Linked DNA regions of Mus musculus: region 2 is linked to region 1. The links are chromatin loops, found by intact Hi-C in ENCODE. Cell type or tissue: heart. All regions are shown on one strand. Each heading gives the region's core, and the rest is flanking DNA. Links, peaks and the distances in the headings are about the cores only. Region 1 overlaps Gm35298 (a long non-coding RNA gene). Region 2 holds the start of Gm24208 (a long non-coding RNA gene).

The links. Peaks named below come from ENCODE experiments on the same cell type or tissue, not always from the same donor. Only the 100,000 strongest peaks of a DNase experiment are listed, where the experiment ranks them.
Region 2: it touches region 1 in a loop (2.3-fold over the local background); 3 of 42 quality-filtered maps call a loop at or near these places.

What each region holds. Positions count from the first base shown.
Region 1 is chr12:13,111,221-13,123,831 of GRCm38, forward strand. It overlaps Gm35298 (a long non-coding RNA gene), which reads left to right. Exons shown (of 5, transcript XR_381278.2): 3 at 4,486-4,568; 4 at 4,785-4,908; 5 at 5,223-5,515. Among named protein-coding and RNA genes, the nearest start is that of Gm35350, 15 kb to the left of the region's middle. In heart, for the core only: a CTCF peak has its summit at 7,563; a DNase peak (open chromatin) is centred at 6,991; H3K27ac peaks cover 2,693 bases.
Region 2 is chr12:13,175,925-13,188,535 of GRCm38, forward strand. Gm24208 (a long non-coding RNA gene) reads right to left here and starts at 5,289. Exons shown (of 3, transcript XR_381282.4): 1 at 5,208-5,289. In heart, for the core only: no CTCF peak of the experiment used is centred there; no DNase peak of the experiment used is centred there; H3K4me3 peaks cover 811 bases; H3K27ac peaks cover 4,153 bases.

The sequences.
Region 1 (12,611 bases), core at 2,828-10,827:
AACACAATCACAAAAGAACTAAAATGATATGTACTCACTGATAAGTGGATATTAGCCCAGAAACTTAGTATACCCGAGATATAAGATACAATTTGCAAAACACATGGAACTGAAGAAGAACAAAGACCAAAGTGGGGACACTTTGCTCCTTCTTAGAATTGGAAACAATCACCCATGGAAGGAGTTACAGAGACAAAGTTTGGAGCTGAGATAAAAGGATGGACCATCTAGAGACTGCCATATCCAGGGATCCATCCCATAATTAGCCTCCAAACGATGACACCATTACATACACTATCAAGCGTTTGCTGAAAGGACCCTGATATAGCTGTCTCTTGTGAGACTAGGCCAGGGCCTAGCAAACACATAAGTGGATGCTCACAGTCAGCTATTGGATGGAGCACAGGGCCCCCAATGGAGGAGCTAGAGAAAGTATACAAGGAGCTAAAGAGATCTGCAACCCTGTAGGTGCAACAACATTATGAACTAACCAGTACCCCGGAGCTCTTGACTCTAGCTGCATATGTATCAAAAGATGGCCTATTTGGCCATCACTGGAAAGAGAGGCCCATTGGACACACAAACTTTATATGCCCCAGTACAGGGGAACGCCAGGGCCAAAAAGTGGGAATGGGTGGGCAGGGGAGTGGGGGGGAGGGTATGGGGGACTTTTGGGATAGCATTGGAAATGTAATAGAGGAAAATACGTAATAAAAAATATTTTAAAAAAACAAGCAAAATACCATCCCATAATGCAAGAGTCCACATATTCTTAACTTCCAACAATTCTTTATAAGTCTAGTCTATTCTGAGACACAAACCGTTAGCACGGAGCAAATGAAAAGAGTCACACATGCCTCTTGTGTATAAACTTTCTCCAAGATGGAGACATCTCATCCTACAGGAGAGCTCTTTACACAGAAAGGTAAATAACTCAAAACTGCTTCAGGAAGTCCCTGAAACTGAGCCAATTCACTAAGTACTTCCCTGCCAGAGTAGGCAAAGCTAAGCTGCTAAGATGTTCAGACAAGCTGAGCTTCAAAGAAGACCCTGAAACCAGACCAGCTGTGTGGAAGAAGCAGAAACCAACTGAGTTACCTGGGAGGTGTTTGGACCAATTGAGGCACCTTGAAAGGACACTCTCCAACCTGTTGACTTCTGCTCCTATAAGAAACCCGTCACCCATACTTATGTCAGAAACCTCAATAAAAGCCTGTCTTAGTCAGGGTTTCTATTCCTGCACAAACATCATGACCAAGAAGCAGTTGGGGAGGAAAGGGTTTATTCAGCTTACACTTCCACATTGCTGTTCATCACCAAAGGAAGTCAGGACTCAAGCAGGTCAGAAAGCAGGAGCTGATGCAGAGGCCATGGAGGGATGTTCTTTACTGGCTTGCTTTCCTTGGCTTGCTCAGCCTGCTTTCTTATAGAACCCAAGACTACCAGCCCAGAGATGGTCCCACCCACAAGGGGCCTTTCCCCCTTGATCACTAATTGAGAAACTGCCTTACAGCTGGATCTTGTGGAGGCATTTCCTCAACTGAAGCTCCTTTCTCCGTGATAACTCCAGCCTGTGTCAAGTTGACACCCAAAACCAGCCAGTACAAAGCCATTCGTTCACTCAATTGGACTTTGGTGGTGTCTATACCTTAGTCTGCTGTGGGACACCTACCGGAGTGAGTAGATATGCGTGTTGTATCTCCCCGAGAAAAGTTTGCACACAAAACCTGTAGTACTAGCATCTGGGAGGTGGAACCAGGAGGAGTCGGACCTAAATTAAAGACAGTGTGGAATACATAGAGTCACAGGGCAGCCTGGGCAATATGAGACTGTCTCAAAGTAAGTAAGTTGTGTACTTCTAATACACAGTAGTGCAGAATAAACATCCATTCTCAAAGAACCATTAAAGATTAAGGAAAGATTCCAAGGCAAGAGTGAAACCATGAAAAGCCAACATCAATCCTGTGTTCAGGATCCAGGGCACAGTGTGTACTACCACACAATTTTCTATGTGCATTGTGGAAATCAAATTCAGCTCCTCACACATACATGGTAAGCATTAGACAACATGACTCATCTCTCTAGTTCCAAATTTCTTTTGTTTTAGCTTGCTGTGGTTGTTTAACTTAGAACTGTCTGTCACAGGCTCATATATTTGAACACTCAGTCCCTAGTTTTGGGGAAGGTTATGGGGCCTTTAAGGAGGTGGAGACTTACTGGAAAAAGTACATCACTGAGGTAAGCTTTGAAGTTTCTTTCTTTCTTTTTTTTCGAGACAGGGTTTCTCTGTATAGCTCTGGCTATCCTGGAACTCACTTTGTAGACCAGGCTGGCCTCGAACTCAGAAATCCGCCTGCCCCTGCCTCCTGAGTGCTGGGATTAAAAGGCGTGTGCCACCACACCCGGCTTAGCTTTGAAGTTTCTATCCTCACCACACGTCCTGTCTTTGTCCCTCTGTTCCTGCTTCTATTATCATTATAGACACCTTTCCCTATGGAACCATAAGCCAAAATAATACTTCATGAAATTGCTTTTAGTCATGATTTTTTATCATAGAAACAAAAGAATACCCTCCACTCCATTTTGTGGTCGCTTGTTACAGCATCCCAGGAAACAAACACATACAGGAAAGGGGCTAAGACAGACTGCAGGTACTGTTACAGGTGGCTGTCTGTCTATGGGGACCTTGTTGCTAAGGTGGTTTAGATAAGTGGGGGTGATGGCATTGTAGACAAGCAGTTGAGTCAGAGAGAGAACCATTGCGCTGTACCACACCCTGCTCTCAGGCTATGTTTGCAGAGTCATTGTGGAGGGCTTCCTCTGCTCAATAATTTCTCTAGGCTTTGCACAAGGTAACCCTTGCACCTGTGCGCCTACCACCCTTCATCGTTAGAGACATAGTGTGTGTATCTCTTCTTGGAAGGTTAACCTAGCTCGTTCATTTTTTCAAACCTGTTCTCTGACTTCTCCAATTGCTACTCTCTCCTTTGCACTATTTATCCATGTTTTATGCTTCTGTGTATAAAAAAAAAATGGGGTTTAGAGGTCATGTGACCAAAACCAAGATGATATAATCAAGAAGTAATGAAGTCTGTGTAGGGTTGGCAATAAGTGGTTTTTCAAATCACACCATTCTCGATTGCAGGAAATGAGGCCAACTCATTGAAACTAGGCACTTGTCTAGAACTGCTTACTTTTGATCATGCTTGTCATGCTGTCCCAGGACCCAGAGGGGCTGGAATTACATCACCTGCCTCTGGTTCATGATCGTTATTATTTCTTATTCTCAGAGGCTGTTGTCCTAGTGCCAGGAAATGCATATTTCACACTTTGCTGGAAAGGACAAAAGAATGTAGGGGCCCAAACAGAAGTCAGCCTGTTACATTGTTCTAAGTAAGAATGTGTTGAGTCGATGCCAGAGCTTCAGAAATGACGAGGATGGTTATTGTATTTTGCTGCTAGAGAGTCAAAATATTTTCTTTGGAAGGTATCTTGTGGGTACTCCCTCCACTGCATATCCGGAAATAAAGTGCCTCAGTTAATGTGCTCTTGGCACTGAGAGACAGAGGGGTGGGATGATCAGTGGGCCGAGTGCTAGCTCAGGGTAGTAGAGTGGGTTTAGGAGCCTGGAGATACAGGGCCAACTTGTTCACAATGCATACTCATGGACCATATAACCTGCTCACATCATGTCCCTTCTCCTGCCTATACGTTCTCAAAGCTAACTAACAAAGGGAAAGAGGGGTTTCCCCCTCAACATGACCCCAGGGCAGAAGTCTGGGCAGGTTAACCTAACAAGGATTTGAGGACAGGACCTGTGAACACCAGGTTTGACAGGTCCATGCCCTAGAGGCTGATGGTGACTCTCTATGACATAGAGATGTCGATCATGCATATGATCTTTCCCCCTTCACACTCAGTGTCTGAGTTGACAGTTCCCCAACACCTTTCACACTGGATACCCTGCTGGAGGCTTTCAGTAGATCTCATGACCTCTTGGGACACATGATCAACTCAGCTTTTTGTGCCAGGGAAATGAGCTGGCAGACTGAGATTCATTGTGTTACATCCTACAGTGGTCTGTTTGACTACCTCCTGTGAGTGCAACGCAAGGAGACATGAGCCCTTCCTCCTGAAGCTCACAACTTTGCCTGCTACATGACAGGCCTAGGGACTTCCAGGGTGACAGAAACAAAAAGCCTGGCAAGCCCAGGATCCCATCCCTTAAACTATTGTCAGTGACTCGCCAAGGTAAGAAACTCATGCTACTTACCTAGGTATAGGGAATATGGGACAGCTTGCTGCTCCAGGGAATACATAGAGGCTTGCTCCATTATCAGTGGGTCCCATAAGAGGTAACCAGTTCCCTTTTTCTGAGGGCGGGTAATTCAGAGCAACCCTTACTTCTGATCAAGTGGAGCTCACATTCCCTAGTGTGCCTGAGCAGCAGTCAGTGTTCCTAACACTGATTTTGTTTTCCTTCAGGTTCATAGACAGTCATAGACAACAAGAGCCCTGAACACTGTCGTCAGCATCTCGTGTAACACTCACTGGAGCCTTTGATGAAGGTGATTGCATTGTCCATCTTGTGTGGATTAATAAAATGGAGATTTAGAAAGGGGTCTGATGACATCCTTAGACTTCAGAAATGACACTCATTTGTTTACTATTACACTTCAAAAGTTATAAACCAAACAGTGCAGGTCTATTATTCTTTTTTTTTTTTTTTTTAAAAATCTTCTTCAAGACAGATTGTCTTTTTCTTGTTGTTGTTTGTTTTAAAGCTGTTCTAGGTCTTTTGAGAAGAAGGCAACAGAAACTTTAATACCATAATCCCCTCCCCCTGCCCCTCTCCTGAGGGTTGAGGATCTCTTCCTTACAGCTGCTTCCTGCCCTCTGCTGATCGAGGTGAGCTAACTGTTTCACAAACACGGATTAGTCTTATTTTTTTTAAATCTCTTTCACTCTCCATCTGAAGAGACCAGCTCTTCTATTTTTAACTCCTTGCCTTGCAATAGAAGATGGATTAGACACCTTCCTGACTTCTTTAACAAAGTCCATGAAGTTCAGTGACTATGGCGCCAGGTAGGCTGGCTGCCTCCACAGTGTGCTCTGCAGTTAATGGTTGGCTTTTGCTCCTGTCCCCTCTCCCAGCTACTGTGTTTTAGTTCCTCAGTGTGTTGCCAGTGACTTCAGAGCTGCTCTCTCTTCTCACCTACCAGGAAAGGAGTTAGGAATTCCTGAAGAAGTCAGATACCCAGCCTGTCTAAACCAGAGATGTCTATTTCATGAACAACTCCATGCCACCAAACTCTGCCAAGATTGTGTGAAGTTGGTTCTTATCTGCTCCATGCAAAGCTGGGATGCGCACATGGACTTGGTTTGGTTGCTGTTTGTGTGCATTCTGGTTCTCTCCAGGATAATGGCTGTGCTCTGGCCAAGAGCTTCAGATGATCCGAGTGCTGATAAAATCCAGTGCAATGCGAACTGCCCCACTGGCCAAGTAGACTTCTGAATTGTCAGTGTGTTGGCCCTATGCATGTGTGAGAATTGCATGAACTACGGGTAGACCAGAGAGGCAGGCACTGACACTTGCAGGCAGGCACACCAAGGAGGAACCTGAGGATCGGGATGATTGGAGTTCGTGTAAAAGGATGAGATAGGAACAACAGTAAGTTTCCATCAGTTGAGCTACAACTTTCCAGGGAATATTACCAAATCACACCCCTGTTATACCAGGAGGGTCATGTGAAGCTATGTAGGTATCCTACATATGAGCACCTAAGTGCTCACATAGCTGTAGCCTGGGTCAAGTCTCAAATGTTTAAATGAAGGAATGCTTTCTTTAACATTAGTCATTTGCAGCTAATTCGCAGAGTGACCAGAGATGCCTACTTCACACACAGTTCTATACCACCTTTGCCTCTTCCAACTGATGGTCCTTAAATATAGGTCTACAGTTTGTATATAGAAAAAGTTGCTAATTTAATGGCTCCAGGAAGTACAGAGAAAGTAACTCACAGGGTGTTTCATCCACTGTCTTTCACGAAGCCCTAGGGCTCTGGCCAGCCATAGCATGCCTACACCTCTAGCAAAATGAAGCAGAGCCACACTACTGAAATGACACTCAACATGGCTAAGGTATACCTCTGAAAGCCTTTGCCTTACCATAAATGTATTCACACATACTCTCTTCTACATACTTGCCAAGAAGAATCCAGAGAAATTCAAGGGTCTCTATTTCACAGCATTCTTCACACCCATGCTTGCAATGAAAAGCCCAGGACGTTGCACAGATGCCCTAGTCTCTGAGATCCAGCTTTCACATCATCCAAAGGCAAAAGTCCAGGTACCTCTTAAAGATACAAGTACATATGAGTATACAAGTGCCCACAGAGCCATTGCCAGGATCGAGTCTCAAGTATTTAAATGAAAGAATGCCTTACTTAGCATTTGTCATTTCCACCTCCCAATAAAGAGCAGGAGGCACCAAATCTCTAAGAAGTCAAGAAAAGTGTGTCAAATTGCACTGGGACTATTTATAGAGCTGGACTTCAAGCCCAAATCTGCTTGTATGCAAAGGTGCCACTACCTCATAGTGTCCTTGGCATGTCTGTAAACTAACAGACATGTTAGCAGGTTTGCACCCCTAGTGACAGGGGCAGAGATGAGCTCACTAAATTGCTGACACAGCTGCTTCAATCATTGCTTCCAGGACCACTTTTTATTTGGAGAAACTGAGGCTGAGAGGGGGCAAATCATTAAGGATGTTAAGGAAGAGGATTGGGTGAGGAGCAGAGCTAGGACCGCTCGTCAGCCTAGTTGATGTCTTAACACCATTACATCATCTCACAGCCTCCCAGCGTTCTCGCTTGGGCTGCCTCTTTGTTGGCTGTTGACCTCTGCAGAGTGTGACATGTGAAATTGGAAACTGAATCATCTATTTGGCGAGGGATCCTGATCAACACTAGGCTAATCTTAGATTCCCTTACCATTATTCCTCCTAATATAGAACTAATGTTGGCAGGTGTTTTGTTTTTGTTTGATTTGACCAGAAAAAGAAAAGGAGGATCACAAAGGAGATGAAGTCATGGGGACAGCACCGATCTGGCCTTCTGCTGCTTTGCACGGCCTCAGGAAGTTCTGATAGGGTCAACGCCAGGAATCGCTTTGGGTTTTTCCAGATAATTGTGAAAGGTTTTTCTCCTCAGTAGATGCAGCCCCAAGCTTCCTGGCTGGAGACTAATAGAAGCAATCTAACTTGGGCTTTCTGAATCTCAAAGGCATAATAAATACTGTTAGATGGCAGGCACTAGGGGGCCAGGAGAAGACAGAGTCCAAATGGGCACCAACATCCCAATGTACGTGAATATTTATGGATCTCCCCAATTCAGCTTCCAGGCATGATTGCAAATGAAATCAGGTTGTTTGTCTCTGCCTGCCCCTGAAGGACATTGTCCCCGGGAGCCACCAGCACAGAGATTGTGAATGAGTTCCTGTCTTAGTCTGGGTTTCTATTGCTGTGATGAACCACCAGGACCAAAAAGCAGCTTGGGGAGGACAGGGTTTGGCTTACACTTCAACTAATCACCACAGGGAGTCAGGAGTCAGGACAGGAACTCAAACAGAGCAGGAACCAGGAGGTAGGAGCTGCGGAAGAGGCCATGGAGGGGTGCTGTTTACTGGTTTGCTCAACCTGCTTTCTTATAGAACCCAGGACCACCTGCCCAAGGAGGGCCCTCCCTCATCAATCACTAGTTTAAAAAATACCCTACAGCTGGATCTTATGAGGCATTTTTCTCAATTGAGATTTCCTCCTTTGAGATAATTCTAGCTTGTGTCAAGATTAAATAAAACCAACCAGCGTAGAATCTGAGAGTGATAATGAATATCAGAGCTTATTTTGCTTTGCTTTTGGGATAGGGTTTCATGACACCATTTTATCAGAGAATGACACAGCACTTATGATCCTCCTGCCCCCATGTCCTGTGTGCACTACCATACCTGCTTTATGTAATACTGGGAATGAACCCAGGGCTTTGTACATGCTAGGTAAGTATTCTACCAACTGAGCCTGGATCGGTAAGTATTACAATTTTAGAGGCTGTTCATTCCCTTTAAGGAAATCATGGTGTATCTGCAAGCCAACAGCTCTAGCTTCTCCAATGTCTGGGGTAGGATATCAGCAGAGACAAACTCATAGCTGCATGGCAACAATCCCACTCATGCCTTGTGCTAACTGAGTGACTGCGAGTGAGTCTATTCTTCCGTGCCTCGGTTTATAGATCTGCAAATCAGGTTGAAGTGCCTGCTTCGGAGAACAGTCAGGAGGGTGCAGTGAGGACTGAGGCCACTATCTTGACTTGGATCTAGTTATCAGGGCCTCCGTGAGGGTAGAAGAGACCTCGGGGCTCTGATCGTTGTGTCCTCTTTGCCATGTGTGTTGAGATCAGAGGGCAGTGTTGGAGGGCAGTCCTCACATTGCACCTTGCTTGAAACAAGGTCTCACAAAGAGCTTTGCAGACTTGGGAACTGCCAGGGCTATGGCTCCCTTGTTGGAATCTTCCAGAGAGAGCTGTGAGGGCTGATAATGGAATAAAGCCTCAGTTGGAAGACAGTCAGACTTGGGAGCTCCTGCCAGAGAACCTTTTCTGATCTTATGCCAGGAGGGTCACTCTTATGACCCTGTTTGTAGTTAGGAAATCAGAGGCTCATAGAGGCCGAGCTACTTTTCACAAAGTCATGAAGCTGTCTGCTAGGAACCAACGTAAGCATGGCACTTGTCTGCTTGTCTAAGAGCTAGGGTTTTTGTGAGGTAAGACTTCGGACCCCCATCTTCAAGGTTTCTCATGGACCTCTTTGGACAGATTCCATACCACGACTCTTTCTTCAGTTCATACCTATTTGTTAGCCTCCTCCCCAGAACTGGTCACTGGAGCTCTTGGAAGTCCAAGACAAGTCCAAGACAGGTCTTTAAAAACCACTGGATCCAAAACTCTTGTTTCCACAGGCTGGGAAACAGGCCAAAGCAGAGAAATACCTGAGGGAGAGAATGCTGAACGAAAAATACAGGAGTAGGAACTGCGAACACCAGTCTTGGCTTTGCTTATAAATGATGCAGTCTAAGGTGTCTATAGCCACACAATAAAGGCAGGGGAGAGGAGACATCACACGCACCTTCACAGCTGAGGAGTGGCAGGTATGCCATTGCTTCACACTGTGAGTGTCATCAGCAATGCATGTGGGTGGGATGGGGGGGGGGAGCTCCAGCTCTCTGCTCTTCCTTACCACACCCCCAGCTTGTGCCCCACACTGAGACACAAAGCGGAGGTTGCTTGGGTTTTACCTCTTTTTCCCTTGCCTGGGAGCGATTAGAAGAGAGATAACATTCCGGTGAAGGGGGTAGGGGATGCAGATGGAGTCTCATCTAGTCCCAGCCTGCGGGGCTTCTCTCTCAGCTGTCTGTCCATCATAGGAAGGCCCTGGCCCCCAGCCCTAGGAATGTAAGGAATCCCCCTCCCAAACTCCACTGTGCTTCTCTCCCCAAAGCATCTCCTCCCTCCAAGGCATCCATCAGCTCAGGCCTTTCTGGAATGCTCTTGCTCCTGGCACCGCCAGCCTCCGGAAGAGTCTCATGCTAATCCCTCAGAGCATCCATCACTCCTCTCAGGCTCTGCCTCGACCTGCCAAGGCCCAAGGCCGGACAGATGGTTGAAAGGACAGACAGCCTAGAGGGGCAGGAAGGTGGCCAAGCAGGACACACGGAGGGTGGGGGTGGGGCAAAAGCAGGGGGTGGGGCAGAGGGCTATTACTGAGCTCTCTGCCAAGCTGTAGACTTTCTGGAAATCATAACCTTGCTAAAGGAGGTTTGTGGGATGATGAGAAGGGTGAAGACAGGCTAGCACTGAGTACAATGTGAGACTTGAGAGACTGACACAGCCCTCACTCTATAAGAGCGGGGCATCCCTGACACTCAGGAGGAGGAGGGTTGGAGGGACTCAAAATGCTAATTGCCCTGACTTGATCATCACACATTATATGTATGCACCTCGGATCTCATGAAACCACGCCCTGTAACTATAAGAAAATGCACATGTTAACTGAGAGGTAGAAAGTTAAAAAGAACACGATGGGCTGAGGAGATTGGCTCAGTCTGTAAGAACCCTACGGTTTGAGCATGGTTGGTGTGTCAGACTCCAGGCTGCCCTTGGCACCCCTCCCTTCTGCCTGTCAGGGTATTTAATCCCAATGATGTATCCTTGTCAGGATACCTGTGTCTTCCATACTCACAAAAGTTTAATTATGTAGGAAGGCACTGTCAAAGCTGACACTTCCTGGCTGCCTGGTCATTAGCCACTCTCTGACTCTCTCTGAGCCTCTGTTTCATACTTTGTGAAATAAAGAGCTCTCCAAGGCCAACTAGTGATAACCTAAAGGCCTGTTCTTCAGGGCCACCATTCAGAAAGTTTAGACATCATCAGAAACAACAGAGGCATAGCAAGCCCTAAAGCAATGTGCTTCAAAAGATATTCTTGTCTCAGTTTCTTTCCAGAAATTGGACTCTATAATTTTCTTATGTGCATGGATATCATAGATGCAGAACTGTAAGGAAAATATAGCTCTTACCCTTTGCTCTTTACATCTGTGCTGAAAATCATTCAGCAAACACTTATCGAGCACGTCCTGTGCGTTGGGCACTGAGGCAGGAATTAGGAGCAGAATGGAAAGCGAGATAGTCCCTTTTCTAGAAGAGAGATTCATGAGTAGACTGCTGGTGGGTAGTGTGACCAATGATATGGTAAGGGACAGCATTCAGCTGGAACTGATGCAAGAGGAAGCCGTGCAAGAAGGCTTCCTGGAAGAGGTGGCATCAGACTGAACCTTGTAGGATAAATGGGAGTGAGCCAAGTGGTGGACCAAGGAGAGGGAACACAGAGGTGCAGTGAGTGCCTTGTTGCTCAGATGAAGAAGCTCTGCTGGGTAGGGGGTGGGGGAAAGCCTCCAAGATGGGGTGGGGGCTCTTAGACAGACAGACTGCGGTTCCTTGGCGGCTGCCACACCTCTGTCCCCTAGGCAGCCAAATGGCTGGGAGCACAGCCTTAGACATAAATTACCAGGATCCACAAAGGCCCCCGGGCCGCCTGGCTTCAAGGAGGAACGCAGGAAGGGTGGAGGGCACGCAGCCTTCAGCTGGGTAATTTTAGACCATTGTCAGGCCTGCGCTGGGCCACCCCTCAAGTCTGTCCTGGCTAAACAGGGAAAGGCTCTGGTCTGGAGACCTTGAGAGGATGTGGGCTTTGGAGAGGGGCCAGGCTACGATGCCCTTCCCCCCCTCCCCACTACCCCACCCCTCGTGGAGGCAGAAAGCTCGGAGAGGGGCCTTGGGAGGCTGCTCACACCATAGAACCGTCACTGACTGATATGGCATCCCTGAAGGGAATGAAACAGAGCAGATCAAAGGCCACCATTTTTATTCAGAGGAATTCTGGAGCTCTATAACAAGGGAAGAGTAAAAGAGCCATGAGCAGGTGGGTGTTTTCGGTAAGCCAAGGGCACTCAGTCTCCTGGCTGCCCTGTGCACCTGTGTCCTGTGCATGGGCAGCTACTAAGCTTCCTTGTGCCTCAGTTTTCTTATCTGTGAAATGGGAGCATTTCTACAGACCTATAAGCAGAATGTCTCACAAAAGGTGAGTACTAAGCCGGGCATGGTGGCACACACCTTTAATCCCAGCACTCAGGAGGCAGAGACAGGCAGATTTCTGAGTTCAAGGCCAGCCTGTTCTACAGAGTGAGTTCCAGGACAGCCAGGGCTATACAAAGAAACCTTGTCTCGAACCCCCCCCCCCAAAATGAGAACTTAATAAATATCAAGTAAGATCACAAATCTTCAACTCTGGCCTTTGTGCCACCCTTCTGGTGGGTGGCATCTCCTCTCTTGGCCTGCATTTCCTGTCATACAAAATTAGCACTTAGCATTAGATTTAAGGACAGGAGGTGTGCCTTCCAAAGCAGAAGTTGCTTTTCACACTGTATGAGTTCTAAGCCACTCCTTTATCCTCTTGGAGACTTTAGTGACCCCCTTAAGGGATAGACACCTTTGGGCAAGTCACTGTCTCTAACCAGAAAGCCTCTGAAATGAAGCTATTGCTGGACAGTGTTTTGTTTTGTTTTGTTTTGTTTTAATAAATTTGCTATGTCTGTGTGAGGGTGTCGGATGCCCCTAGAATTGGGGTCACAGATAGTTGTGAGCTGCCATGTGGGTGCTAGGAATTGAGCCCACGTTTTCTGGAAGTGCTGCCCATATTCCTGACCACTGAGCCATCTCTCCAGTCTCAAGGAAAGTGGTTTGAAGAGAGAAAAGTGAGAAGAAGCCTTGAGAACATCCGTAAGATAGGGAGGACATTGAGATGGAGCTAGGAGGGAGGAGGTCTGTTTTCTGTGTCATTGTCAAGGCTGTCTGTGTATGGGAGCACTCACAAAATTTTTCTGTGCTCCTCAGTGGAGGAGGAACAAGTACGCAGGCATGGGGAGAGGGCATCTGTGCGAGTGCTTTCTCCACTTGGGTGTTCAACGCAGAGAGCAGAGTCCAGGCCCTGCAGCTTGTGGTCCCA
Region 2 (12,611 bases), core at 1,929-9,928, 64 kb after region 1:
TCTGGCAAATGCATGAAGTTGTATCTGTCGAGACATGATTCACACATCATTTGCTGCATCCAGTGAGTTTTGCTTCAGCTGGAAACACACACAGCTCTCCCTGTAGTGAAACTTCCCACCTTGTCAGCCCCAAAGGGCCTGAATATTTACTAGAAGGCCTCTCTATCCCCACCCCTGGACAAGCACTCATCTACTTCTTGTCCTGAATTCTCCTGTTCTGAAATTTCCTATCAAGGGGATCCCTCACTCTGTGTTCTGGGAACCTGGCTTCTCTCACTTAGCAGAATGGCCCAGGGCTCACCTACTCTGCAGCCTATATCTGGGCCTGTGTACTTCCCATCTGTCCGTTTCTGGCCTCACCCTGCCTGCTTGGTGGCCACAGGCTCACCTCTCTTTGAGGCTTCCCTGGCATTAGGCCCACACCTCTGGAATGCTCCACACACTGAGCAGTTGCCTGCACAGGCAATCCCAGAGGTGCACAACCCCCTCAGCCCACTCCCTCCTGCCCCAGGAAACACATTTCTCAGCCCTTTCCACAATTTGAAAGGTTTTAAGACAAACTGACCTGCCGCTGACAGCACTAATTCCTTTCTTCCTCTCCAATGCTCCTGTCTCTTTTCTCTCTCTCTCTCTCTCTCTCTCTCTCTCTCTCTCTCTCTCTCTCTCTCTCTCTCTCTTTCCCTAAAGGAATTTTCTTAGATGTGTGTATGGTTTTTTTCCCTGCCTTTAGCTGTCACTTTGGTATGGGGATTGATGTTAAGTAGTACTTACACTCCGGGGCTCTGTTCCACTGACTTTATATATACAAGATCTCCCTCACTTTCCACAGGGTGGTCATTATTATGTTCATATTGTAATAATGACCCTGAGACTCAGAGAAGGCTGGGAGTCACCCCAGGCCTCTCCCAGGAAACAGAGAACTTGAACCCTTGTCTTTTTGACTTGTTCTGCTGACCCAGAGACCAAAATCAGAGAACACCTGGTAGTACTGCTAACAATTTCTTCCAGAGCCTTCTCTGACCTGCAGCTGCATCGCAGGAGTCTGTAGCCTGCAGCAGGCTCAGTCATGTCTAAGGCTCTGGGAAATGTGACTGGTTAAAGGCCTGTTATCTATCATCTCATGAACTCCTCAGACTCTGTAGCTCCAGCAGAGCTTACACAGAATACTGACTTAGCAAAAAAAATATTGACTAAGGCAAGAATCTAGGAAACTGTGTCGTAATCCATGCCAGGTTGCTTTGGAATGAAGGAAGCAACTGAGGCTTGGGGTTGCTAAGCAGCCAAATCTCACACAAGCAGCAAGAGAAAGAGATGGTATAATTCAAGCATCAAGACCAGATGGCATGAGGGCCTTGTAGGACCGCAGAATTCAATCAGTGCTAAGTGCCTCCCAGTTAGTGACTCTTTCAGAACTGAAGTTTGAGGCCTGGGGTGATGGCTCACATCATCCCAGAACTGAGGAAGCAGAAGCAGGTGGATCTCTATGTGTTCCAGGGCAGCCTGGTCTACACACCAAGTTCCAGGAGAGAGGTGAGAGGTGAGAGGTGAGAGGTGAGAGGGGAGAGGGGAGAGGGAGAGGGGAGGAGAGGGGGAGAGAGGGGGTAGGGGGGAGAGGGGAGAGAGGGAGAGAGACAGACTGACTCAAGGCTGACCAAGGACAGCATAACATCATATGTTTACATGATTGTTAGCCGTACCTGTGTCTTTTCACTTCCTGTCCACAACTCTTGGCAGACAATTCCTGACTTTCCTCCCTCAGGAACTTCCGGTTGCAGAGCCAGGAGTTCCTGCGGGGTTAGGGAGGAAGTTTAGGACTCAGGGGACTGCCCCAGTCCATCCTTGAGTTAAACTCTTCCTTTCCAGTGCAGACTGGAAATCCCCACTTCCTACTCTGTCCCTTGGCAAACTCCCCCGCAGGGCCTTCCAGGCCACACTTCCGACTGCTCCTGAGAGGTCCTGGCCTCCTCAGCTCCTCTTCTGGCTCCATGGCCCTTCCTTATGAAGATGAGAGCTAGGGCAAGGGCCAGCTGGGTTGGGCTTCGGTCCCCACTCTGTCACTTGAGTTCTTACTTACAAAATACAAGCTGCCTAACATTTCCAAAGAAGACAAAGGAATAGCCAACAGGTACATGAAAAGAGTGGGTGCCAGGGAAGTAAATATCCAACCCCCAATGAGAGATCAGCTCACACTTATTAGGTTGGCTATCATTTTAATAGATTAAAAAAAAACAAACAAACAGGTGTTGGAGATGTAGTGGTACTGAAATTCTTGTGCACACTTGCTAGGAATGCAAATGTCACAGCAGCTGTGGGGAACAGTGTAAATGCTACTTACAAATTAATCCCACTTCTTGGTCTCTATCCAAAATAATTGAAATCAGAATCCCAAAGAGATATATGCACTCCTATGTTCATTGAGATACTGTTCACAATAGCACAAATGTGGAAACAACCTAAATTTTCATTACTGTGTAGTGTGTGTGTGTGTGTGTGTGTGTGTGTGTGTGTGTGTGTGTGTGTGTGTTTGTGTATGGAGATTCTTCAGCCATAAAAATAAAGGAAATCCTGAAATAGTCAAAGACATGGATGAACCAGGAAGATATTATATTAACTGAGATAAGCCATCCAGCGAAGGGCAAACTGTGGATTTCCACATCTGGGAGGGACCTGAAACAGCTGTACAAGCTGGAAATGTAGATAGAGGACTTGCCCAGCATAGTCAAAGCCCTGGGTTTGATCCATAACACTGCAATAAATTAGGCATGGGAACATACACAGAACCTGGGAAGTAGAGGCAGGCAGATCAAAAGTTCAAAGTCGTCCTTGGCCAAGTATCCAGTTTGAGGCTAGCTTGGGCAAAAGAAAAAAAAGTAGCATGCTTAAGTACAAATGGTGTGATGGGGGCTTTCCTGGACAGAGGGTCAGAGAAAAAGGAAGTGATTAATGATCTGACCTTCCAAACATGCTGCCTAAATAACATGTGTAGATCCACTGTGTAGCATGTATTTATATTTAACAATACACTATTGAACACCGAAAGTGTTGGAGAGTTTTGCTCTTGGCTTTTTGAGACAGGGTCACTCTGTAGCTGAGGCTGGCCTGGATTTGCTATGTCCTAAAACTCAAAATCCTCCTGCCTTGGGTTTTTGAGTCTTGGGATTACAGGTGTCCATTAGCGTATCAACTTCTAAAATTTGTTTCTGTGGTGCATTTGTGGTAAGTGTCCTTACAACATAAGAACAACCCAAAAGGTTTGAAGGACCATGAGTGAAGTTCAGCGTGTTTTGAATGTCTCTGTTGCAGTGACTGGACCGTGGTATCATGGGTCCTTGCTCCATCCAAACTTATTTTCTGTTAAATATCTATAGTGTGATTTATGTTAATGATACCCCACTCTAAGCTAGTTCTACAACTGGCCTGTCAAAAGTATACAAATGGGGCTGGAGAGAGAGTTCAGTCAATAAACTGCTTGCCTTGAAAACATGGGGACCTGAGTTCAAGCCTCCAGCTTGATCCCCCAGTGCCCGCATTAAATGACAGGTGTGGTAGTTTGTCCCTGCAGTCACCTGGGAAGCAGAGACAAGTGAATCCCTGAAGCTTGCTGCTCAGCCAGGCTATACTACTCAATGGCCAATAAGAGACTGTCTCAAAAAGAGGTGTGGTGGGGGAGCGTTGGTACAGTGGGCAAAGGTGCTTGCCTCCAAGCCTGATGACATGAGTTCAATTCCCAGGCCCCACATGGTTGAAAGAGGGCCAACTCTTACAAGTGGTTGTCCCCTGACTTCCCCACATACCTGTATGCATATACACACACAAATAAATAATCACAATTTCCTTTGAAATTGATGAAAAAGATGGACAGTGTATCTGAGGATGTTTGTGGTTGTCCTGTGGCTTCTACTGATTCCACAGGCACCCATGCCCATATACACACACATACACAAAGACCATACACACACACACACAGAGTACATAAATAATGGCATAGGCAGCCCAGTCACTTTACCTTCCCTGTAGACATCTTTTCCCCTCTCCCCCTCTGTCCCTCCCAGTCTAGCTGTGTTACTTCAGAGTCCTTAGAATACCAGCTGACTCAGTCTCCTCCAGATCTTGAGGCTTTTCTAAACTAAGGATATATTTCTTTATATATATATATATATATATATATGGTTATCTATTATCTATTTGGATATATAGCATAGCAGCTGTTATCCTTGAGAGCTCACGGTTTGCCTAGAGGCTTTGTTCCATTTGATGCCCCCCCCCTCCCCGTGGACTGTAGTGGATTTAAGACACCAGTGTTTACTGAGTGAACGGATAAATAAGCATAGACACCTTCAAGCTCAAGGGTGCCGATGCTCTGGGTGGGGACTGAGGAGAGTGGGCACCTCTGTTCAGTCTCCTTTGCCCCTTTATCCCCACTTTCCCCTCCCCCATTCTACCCCCATCTCCCTTTCCATGTTTTCCTTTATACTCCCAACTGTTTCCTAAAGGGCAGGGCAGATCATCTGACCCTCCACAACATAGCAGACAGCACAATCCTCCTGTACCTGGGTAGGTCTGCAGCCCAGCACTGCTTAGTAGACCTCCTTGCTGCCTCTAGCTTGTTAAGCTTCCACATGATGCTTCTAATGCTGCTTGGACAGAATAAAAACTCCAACTCTCTCTCTCTCTCTCTCTCTCTCCCTCTCCCTCTCTCTCTCTCTCTCTCTCTCTCTCTCTCTCTCTCTCTCTCTCTCTCTTTCCTTCTGGATTGGAATTTGCTCCCACCCTGATTAGAGTCTAGTAAAATGAACCCTGAGCAGGCCTGCTTCTCTCAGCAAGCCAAGCTAACCCAAGGACAGTCATTAACTTGTTATTCTAAGTAATCCTCTGCTGAAAGCTGTGAGCAGCCTGTGCTGGACAAAAGCAGGGCTTTCCAGCACACACACACACACACACACACACACACACACACACACACACCACACGAATACCCTAGACTTGCCGGCTCGAATAAAGACAGACAGTTTCTAAGGAGGAGGAGGGCTGCTGAAGAGCCTCTGTGGCTGGCTGGCTGGCTGCAGACCGCACAGGAGAAGCAGTGCAGAGCAAGCCTCACTCCGCCAGCTGTGTCAGCTTCTGTCACGTGTGGACACGATTGCATCTGCCCACCACTCACTAATGTTCCCATCTTTGTGGTCAACAGAAGAGACTGCCCTACTTACCACATCAGATTGACAATGGAAGTGGAAGTGGCTCTTGGGTTTCGGAAGCACACATGTTATTATATGCCCTGTACCAGATAAGATCCCCAACAGCAGAGCCGCTCCTGTGGGGCCCCTCCTACTTATCTCTTTCCTCCCAGTTCTCCATCCATGTCTTCTTATCATCCCTCAGTCCTCTTAGGTTCCCAACTGCCAAGTTTGTGTTTATGCATAAGTCTATTCCTTAAGCACAGGGTGGCCTTCTCCATCTTTTCCTACAAGGAATTCACACCAGCTTTCAAAGCAGCTCACATATGCCGGCCAGGACACACTGTTTCCCAGCAGGCGGCTATCTGGGCAGATATTCAGTGGCAGAGCCCTTGCCTAGCACACCCCAAATCCTGAGTGGGTCTCCTCTCCAGTGCCCAAAAGCCAAACACCCACCTCCACCTCAGCATTTAGCATGCTGTGGGGCCGCTAGGTTGTCTTGTGAGACATGACACAAGGCTACACACCCTCCCCTGAGATCATCTGAAAGCTGACCCGAAGACCCTTAATGATTCAAAAGAGTTGTCTTCTCTTACTCCTGAAGTGGTCAGATCTTGGCAACAGCGAACTTCCCGGGGGGAAAGAGTCTTTCCTAACATTTGTCTTTGGCAGTTTGTTTGTTTGTTTGTTTGTTTTCTTTCTAAGAATATATTGTGTGCCCTTTCTAGTCTGCTATACCCACAAATTCATCTCTTCTCTCCAACTTCAAGGGCCCCAGCGCGCAGTCATTGACAGACAAATACACACACAGTTGCTGCCTCAGAGACCTGAAGCCTGGAAGCCTTCACCACTGGCCTATTTCTCCCCTTAAAATGTCTGAAAAGGCTTCCAGCAGGAGGCAGCGGCTGGTCCAGCCTAATGAAGATTGGAGGTTTTTTCGGGAGTGGGAGAAAGTTCAGACCATGACCACCAAGCTTTTATATCCTCTCTCTTAACCAGTAAAGTACCTCCTGGAAACTATGACGGGCCTTGGCAGACCTGTGGGTCTTTTGCAGGCAAAGACATGTACCTTACAGGCTTGGAATCTGAGCCCTCCACCCCCAAAAGTAACAAACATAAAATTAGGTACAATTTTTTTCCTTCTGCCTACCATATGGCCAGCACTACTCAGAGGTTGATATGGGCATTTTAACCAAATGATTACTGTGACTCCTCAATCCACCCCACCCCCGTGTCCGAGTGAAGCAACTGGCACTCCCTTTAGCTACGCTGTAAATAAACAACATACAGTGGGTGCCTGGTCCGGGAAACAACAATGTCACCGGGAAAATCATTCACCTAGACAAGCTCCTGCTGCTAGAAGTGCTTTGCTGTGGCGTCCATTGTCACCAGCCCAAGCGTGACAACAGCCAACCAGCCCTGACCCAGGAAATGCAAGCTGAGGGGCACACAGGAAAGTTTCCCATGTCTATCTTGCATTCTCCAGGGGCTGAAACTGCTCAGGGATGGATTCGGCTTCCTCTGCTGCTCTCTGGGAAGAAGACAGTACGGCTTTCTCCCCAAAGCCCCCAGAGAATGGACAGGCAGAAGTCCATCCATTGGTGAATACTGCACTAAGCCACATGTTTTTGTGAGCACACAGCATTGTAAGGGATTCTTTGTGTGTCTTGCTCATTGCAGCATTCAGCCACCCAATCAGTATTTGCTGAATGAATGAATGAATGAATGAATGAATGAATGTAGTAAGTATCTTGACTACAAACAGCCAGCTAGCCCAGTCAGCTTATCTGCAGAGGAATGCCAAGAGCAGCCCCAAGCAGTATTGCATAGACACGTGTGATGGGTCAGAGCCAGAAGAGCAGAGCTTGAATCTCTTACCTTCAGGACAAGTGTCTGGAGTCTAGGGACAAAGCCATTAACCAACAAGTTCATGACAACCCCAGCTTAGCTCTGCCTCCATCATGCCTGGCATTGGCAGATTCTGTAGGAGTTTCATTTTACCCACTTGTGGTTCACAGTGCTTGCCCCTTCCCACAATGAGAGGCAAATAAGACAAAGCATGCCAATGTGCTTCAGATACAGCAAAGGCGAACTGAATAGCAGCCATCCCATCCTCCCTGAGGCTTGCTCTTCTCGTGCCTACACTCATTGGACTGTATATACTTCGGCTTTCCAATGAGTTGCAGATTCATTCGCTTCCCAGTCTATTCCAGCACTCTCACCTCCACCCAGGAATTGTTGGTGCCCAGTATGCACAACTATAAACAAAGTTGTACAATAGGGACCTCTGGAGAAGGCATGGGTTTGCTATGAAAGGTTGGGAGGGCAAAAAGACCCTGAAGGTTTGCCTGCACAGATGAGGGGAGATATGAGTTTAGAGAGAACGGGACTGATGAGATCTCTGTGGGTTCCCACATGCTTCCTGTACAATCATCTAACAGAAGACAGAGGAAGGATCACATCACTGTACCAGGAAGCCAGATTTGGATTCTGTAAAGAATACTTCCTCGTCTAAACTTGGAACTTGGCCCTTGGTCTCTTTCTGAGCAGGGTTGAAGAGAGGGGTCAAAGGAAGTTGCTTTCTGAGCCCTGCTTATCCCCGAGGATCCTCTTGCTAATTCCCAGGGCGCATGAGCACAGAGGGCCACCCAACCTAAGACAAGGACACCCTCAAGACCTTTCTTCGGTACAAAACCTAGGTGTCATCTCTTATGGGCTGGCAGGTGTCTGTCTACTGCTCCACAACATATTATCATAACCACTGGACTTCCAGAATGCCAGCGCAAGAAATTACAGCCTTTCCTAAAACATCAACACATCATAGCTAGAGAAATGCTTCCATTGGCCTATGGGCAGGGCAATTCGGAAGTTGTATCGAGCACGGGAGGCTCTATTTACTGTTATCTTTGCTTATACCTCAGTGTAACTGTAAGCCCCCGGCGACTTACATGAACCGGGTACTCCTGAAAGGCAGGCTGGAGCTGAAAGAGACTAGCCCGTGAGAAAAGAATGAGGCCAAGACAAATTTTTCTCTGATCAAGGCCCCAAAGTTTACTAAGAGTCTGTGCTTATAAAGGGGGGGAGGCCCATCCCCTGCCAATCCATTCTTGGTGCCTGGAGCCAGCCTGTAGGCAACATGCAGGATAGGATGTGTCTCTGGAAAGTCTCGGAGAATAGCAGCGGTAGTTGACATAACAATAGAGCCATCTAAATCGGAAGGCTACACCCCAGGTGATTTAATTTTCAGTGGTGGCAAAATCTGAATCAGCCTGCTTCAAGGCTGAGGGAGGCTACACCTCAGTTCACTTTGGAAGCTTCAGCTGTGGGAATCCCAGACCCCGACTCTGGCTCATTATATACCAAGAAGACACTTGGTGCTTGGCATATGTCTCTGCATGATTTCTGTGACTATCTATCTACCTCTATATCATCCTGGGAGGTGCCCTACCAACCTGGGCCAGTTCCCCTCTGTCAGGTGCAAACCTTAACTCCGAGTGGGGGGTGGCTGTAACCTCCCTCAGGCCTTGCCCACACTCCCCCAGGGCTGGCACAACATCAAGGTTAGTTAAAAGGGGCCTCCAAAGCTCTTGCATGTGGCCTAGGGTCCAAGCGACTCATTAGGCGGTGGCGGCTCTCACACACAGCCTTTAATGTGGAGCGATGGTATTTTTCAGGATTCTTTTCAGAAGGAAAAAGTTAATAACGTGAAGGCTTTATTAGCTCTCTCTTCCCCCCTCCGAGACGTGCCCTTTGGTAGTGCAATGCCGGGGCTAGTTAAGGCCAAGGCCCGGGGATTTCCTCCTCTCTGGGAAAGACTGTAATTATACACACACAGGGGCCAAGGCAGTGAAGTGGTAACACACCAAGGTCCTAACCTCAGAGGCGGAAGGGGAGCTAGGTGTGAGCCGTCGTGGCCGGGTCTAAAAAGCAGAACCATATGGGAAATGCATTACCTGCTCTACAAAGGCGGCCTTGCTAATAAACGTATTTACTGGGTTAAATAAATACGCGCAGGGTTGTTAAAAGCCTGGCCCTGTGACTTCAAGTCACCAACATTTTTCACTTGTCAGAAAGGGCCTTTTGGAAGCTTTCAAGCGGCCTGCCTTCCTGCCCATGTTTATGCATTCACTGTGCCCCTGCCCATAGAGAAAGAAAGGGCCTTTGTCTAGTACTGTGGAGACCCTACAGGTAGTCAAGGGCATACACAGGCTGTGTGTTCCCGGCCTTGGGAGTGCAGGTTGCTGCTCAGAGCTGGTATGAGGAAACACTTCTCCTTACTGCTCTGTGCCCAAGCAGAGGAAGGGTTCTGCTCGCATTGCAACGTAGAATCTTCTTGACTCTAATTCCTTGTGTATTTTTGTTGTCAAGTATGTGAAATATGAAATCACCATTTCACCCTAGTGCAGTTCAGTGTATCTGTACGTTTGTGCTCACTGACCTCTACTTCAGCACAGTTCCATGACCCCGTGGAAACACACTCCTCCACGAAGCCGAAAGTCTCGGTTCCTCTCCCCTCCCAGCCACTCCTCCATCACCACCTCTCACCCGCCTCCTCTTCTGTGGGTCCAATTATTCCAGACACGTGGGATCTTTTGTGCCTTCAATATTCACTAAGCAGTTTTCATTTCATTCAAGTTATGGTTATGTCCATATTTCCCGAACTCTTTGTCACAGCTGAGTAGTATTCCATTATAAGATTAGATCATATTTTGTTATATAGTCTTCAACTTGTTGGGTATCTGGATTGTCTCCTCTTTGGTTACTACAAACAGTGCTACTGTGGACATCCTTCCGTGGTGTTTTTGAATACCCGTTTGCAGTTGGGGGGAGGGATTTACTTAGGATTGGAAATTCTGAGTCACAGGGCAATGTCTATTTAAAAAATAATGGTGCCCAACCTATCTCCTATTGCAGTTGGTGGAAAATCAAGGAATAGGAATACATTTTTTCCCCTTATAAAACTCTAATTCTCATCGTTCTGTCTCAATGTTGGAAATATTCTCTTCCTCTTGCAGACAAATATAAAGACCAAGGGAAGCTTGGTTTTCCAAATATGGAAGCCTGGGATTTGAAAGCTGATCCTTCAGACTATGAAATGCGCAGTCTATCTTTTTGCCATCACCCCACTTGGTGGACATTATACAGGAAGTGGTGTGCACTTCCAGAGCCTCCAGAAGCTCTGAAAGCTTTCTCAGGAAAGTCTTAAGTGGCCTTCTCTAAATAACCTGACATGGCACATGAGCTCCGGGGCCCCTAAAACAAAGGGCTTCCCACCTCACACCCTCAAGACACTGGGGTAAGTGTGGAGGGGGACAACTCATTTGTTCTCAGCCAGAAGGGCTTATCTCTCTTCAACATTACCATAGTGTTTGCTAGTTCTTGAAAACAGTGTGAGTTGCCCGTTGCAATGGTTCTCTCTCTCTCTCTCTCTCTCTCTCTCTCTTGCTCTGTGTGTGTGTGAGTGTGCGCGTGTATGTGTCTTTTCATGAGCAGAGCACCCCAAGAATTGACTATAAGGAAAACAGCTGTCCCTTCATTTCCTACTCTGCCCTTTATTCTCTACCATGAAAGTCTTATTGTTTGTTTTCGGGGTCGTTCCTCTCTGTATAGTCCAACCTAACTAAGTTTTTGTTTTTTCTTTAATCCTTCAATTTCTTGTATGTGAGACATCACACACACACCTGCCTATACCGCTGGCTACTATATGTCATCTCAGCTACCAGTCATTTCCTCTGCACTGTAAAATATAGACCAGGTAGTATAAAAAGCCTCTGATACCAATAAAGGTGAGCTTAAGACTCAAGTGCAAGTTCTTCATCACTGTGTTCAAGCGACACAGAGATAGATACTCTCTAAGCCCTCAATTACAAGGTACATCACAGTAAGGCTGTGGTGTGTGTGTGTGTGTTTTACATGGGTGAGAGCTCAAGTAGGTAGGAAATGTGCCTGAGAATGTACATGTGTGTACATGTGTGGCGGTCATAGGTTGACATCTGGTGTCTTCTTCAACTCTCTAAACCTTCTATGCACTGTGACAGGGTCTCTCACTTTGACCTAGATTCTGTATCCCAGGTACTAAGACTATAGGCAGGCTGCCATGCCCACCTGGCATTTTATGTGGGTGCTGAGGACCAAACTCTGGTCCTCGTGCTTGCATAGCAAACAATTGACATGCCGAGTCACCTTTCCAACTTCCTGTGATGATGTTTAATGAAGTAATATCCAACCTAGGCTTTGGCTTGGGACACGTCAGCAACCTTGCTTTACTCCCTCATTGGTGGAGACCTTTGGAGGGGCCAATGAAGAAGGAATCAGTGTGCTTCAAATGAAATCGTTCTATGAACTGTGGGACATGGCTCTCCTCTATGTACATCACAGAAATAATTTATTTCGATATTAGAATTCTGAAGCGGTGGCACACACTTTTAATCCCAGCATTCTGGAGGCAGAAGGCAGGCAAATCTCTGAGTTCAAGAGCAGTCCGACTTACAGAGCAAGTCCCAGGAAAGCCAGGGTTATACAGAGAAACCCTAGCATGAAAAAAACAAAACACACAAAGATATTAGAATTCCATCATGACAATTCTATTGCAGTTCAAATTCTATTGAAAACAGTTGAAGGTTTAGTCAAGCTGTGTAGAGTGAGGACCACAGAATCCAGTGAGCCTTCTCCTAGTCACCAAGCTCATGGAGATGGGAAAGGAATTTTTAACAGTCCAGGCCGTTTGGGATAGAAACGACCTTCTGGCTTGTATCTGCTCTTCTTCCATTCTTGGTGTATAAAACTATTGAGTTTTCTGAGGTCAGTGGCTCCCTTTGGGAACAGGAAAGGGAGGGGGAGCAGAAAAAGTGTCTTCAGATAATGAGCAGAAGTTTGCCATCAACTTGATGCATGTCAGATTCTCAAAAGATGAGTTATGTGTAGCAAACTCGCTTTCTTTCAAGTCTTGTTTATGGTTGGTTAAATAAGCAACGGGGTGATCTGTCACTTCGGCTCTCAGCTAGTGAGCACAGAGAGCAACAAGCTAATCTGATGTGAAATGATTTGGACAGTAAATAAATAAATCCCACCTTGATAAGCGGGACTCCTCGGGAGCTCTCCCACGGGTCCTAAACATTCTGATTAAGAGTTGATGAGGGCTTCCCAGGGAGAGGCCAGAGACATCTTCCCTGGAGGTCCCTGCGAGCAGAGCCACATTCCATCTGTTGGGGGGGGGGGGGGTAGTTTAGGTAGAAAGAGGGCAAGTGGGTGAAGGGTGAACTAGGTGACCTTTCTCAGTCTCATCCACCAAAAGGGCTCCCAAACTTATCTCGAGGCGACTGACAGATTAGGAACACGCACCCAGTACAGGATTCACACTGAATTTCAGCTCAGTCTCCAGGGACGACTAGAGGCGCACATGAAAGGGGAAAGGGAGGGTGCAAGGGGTGAGGGTTG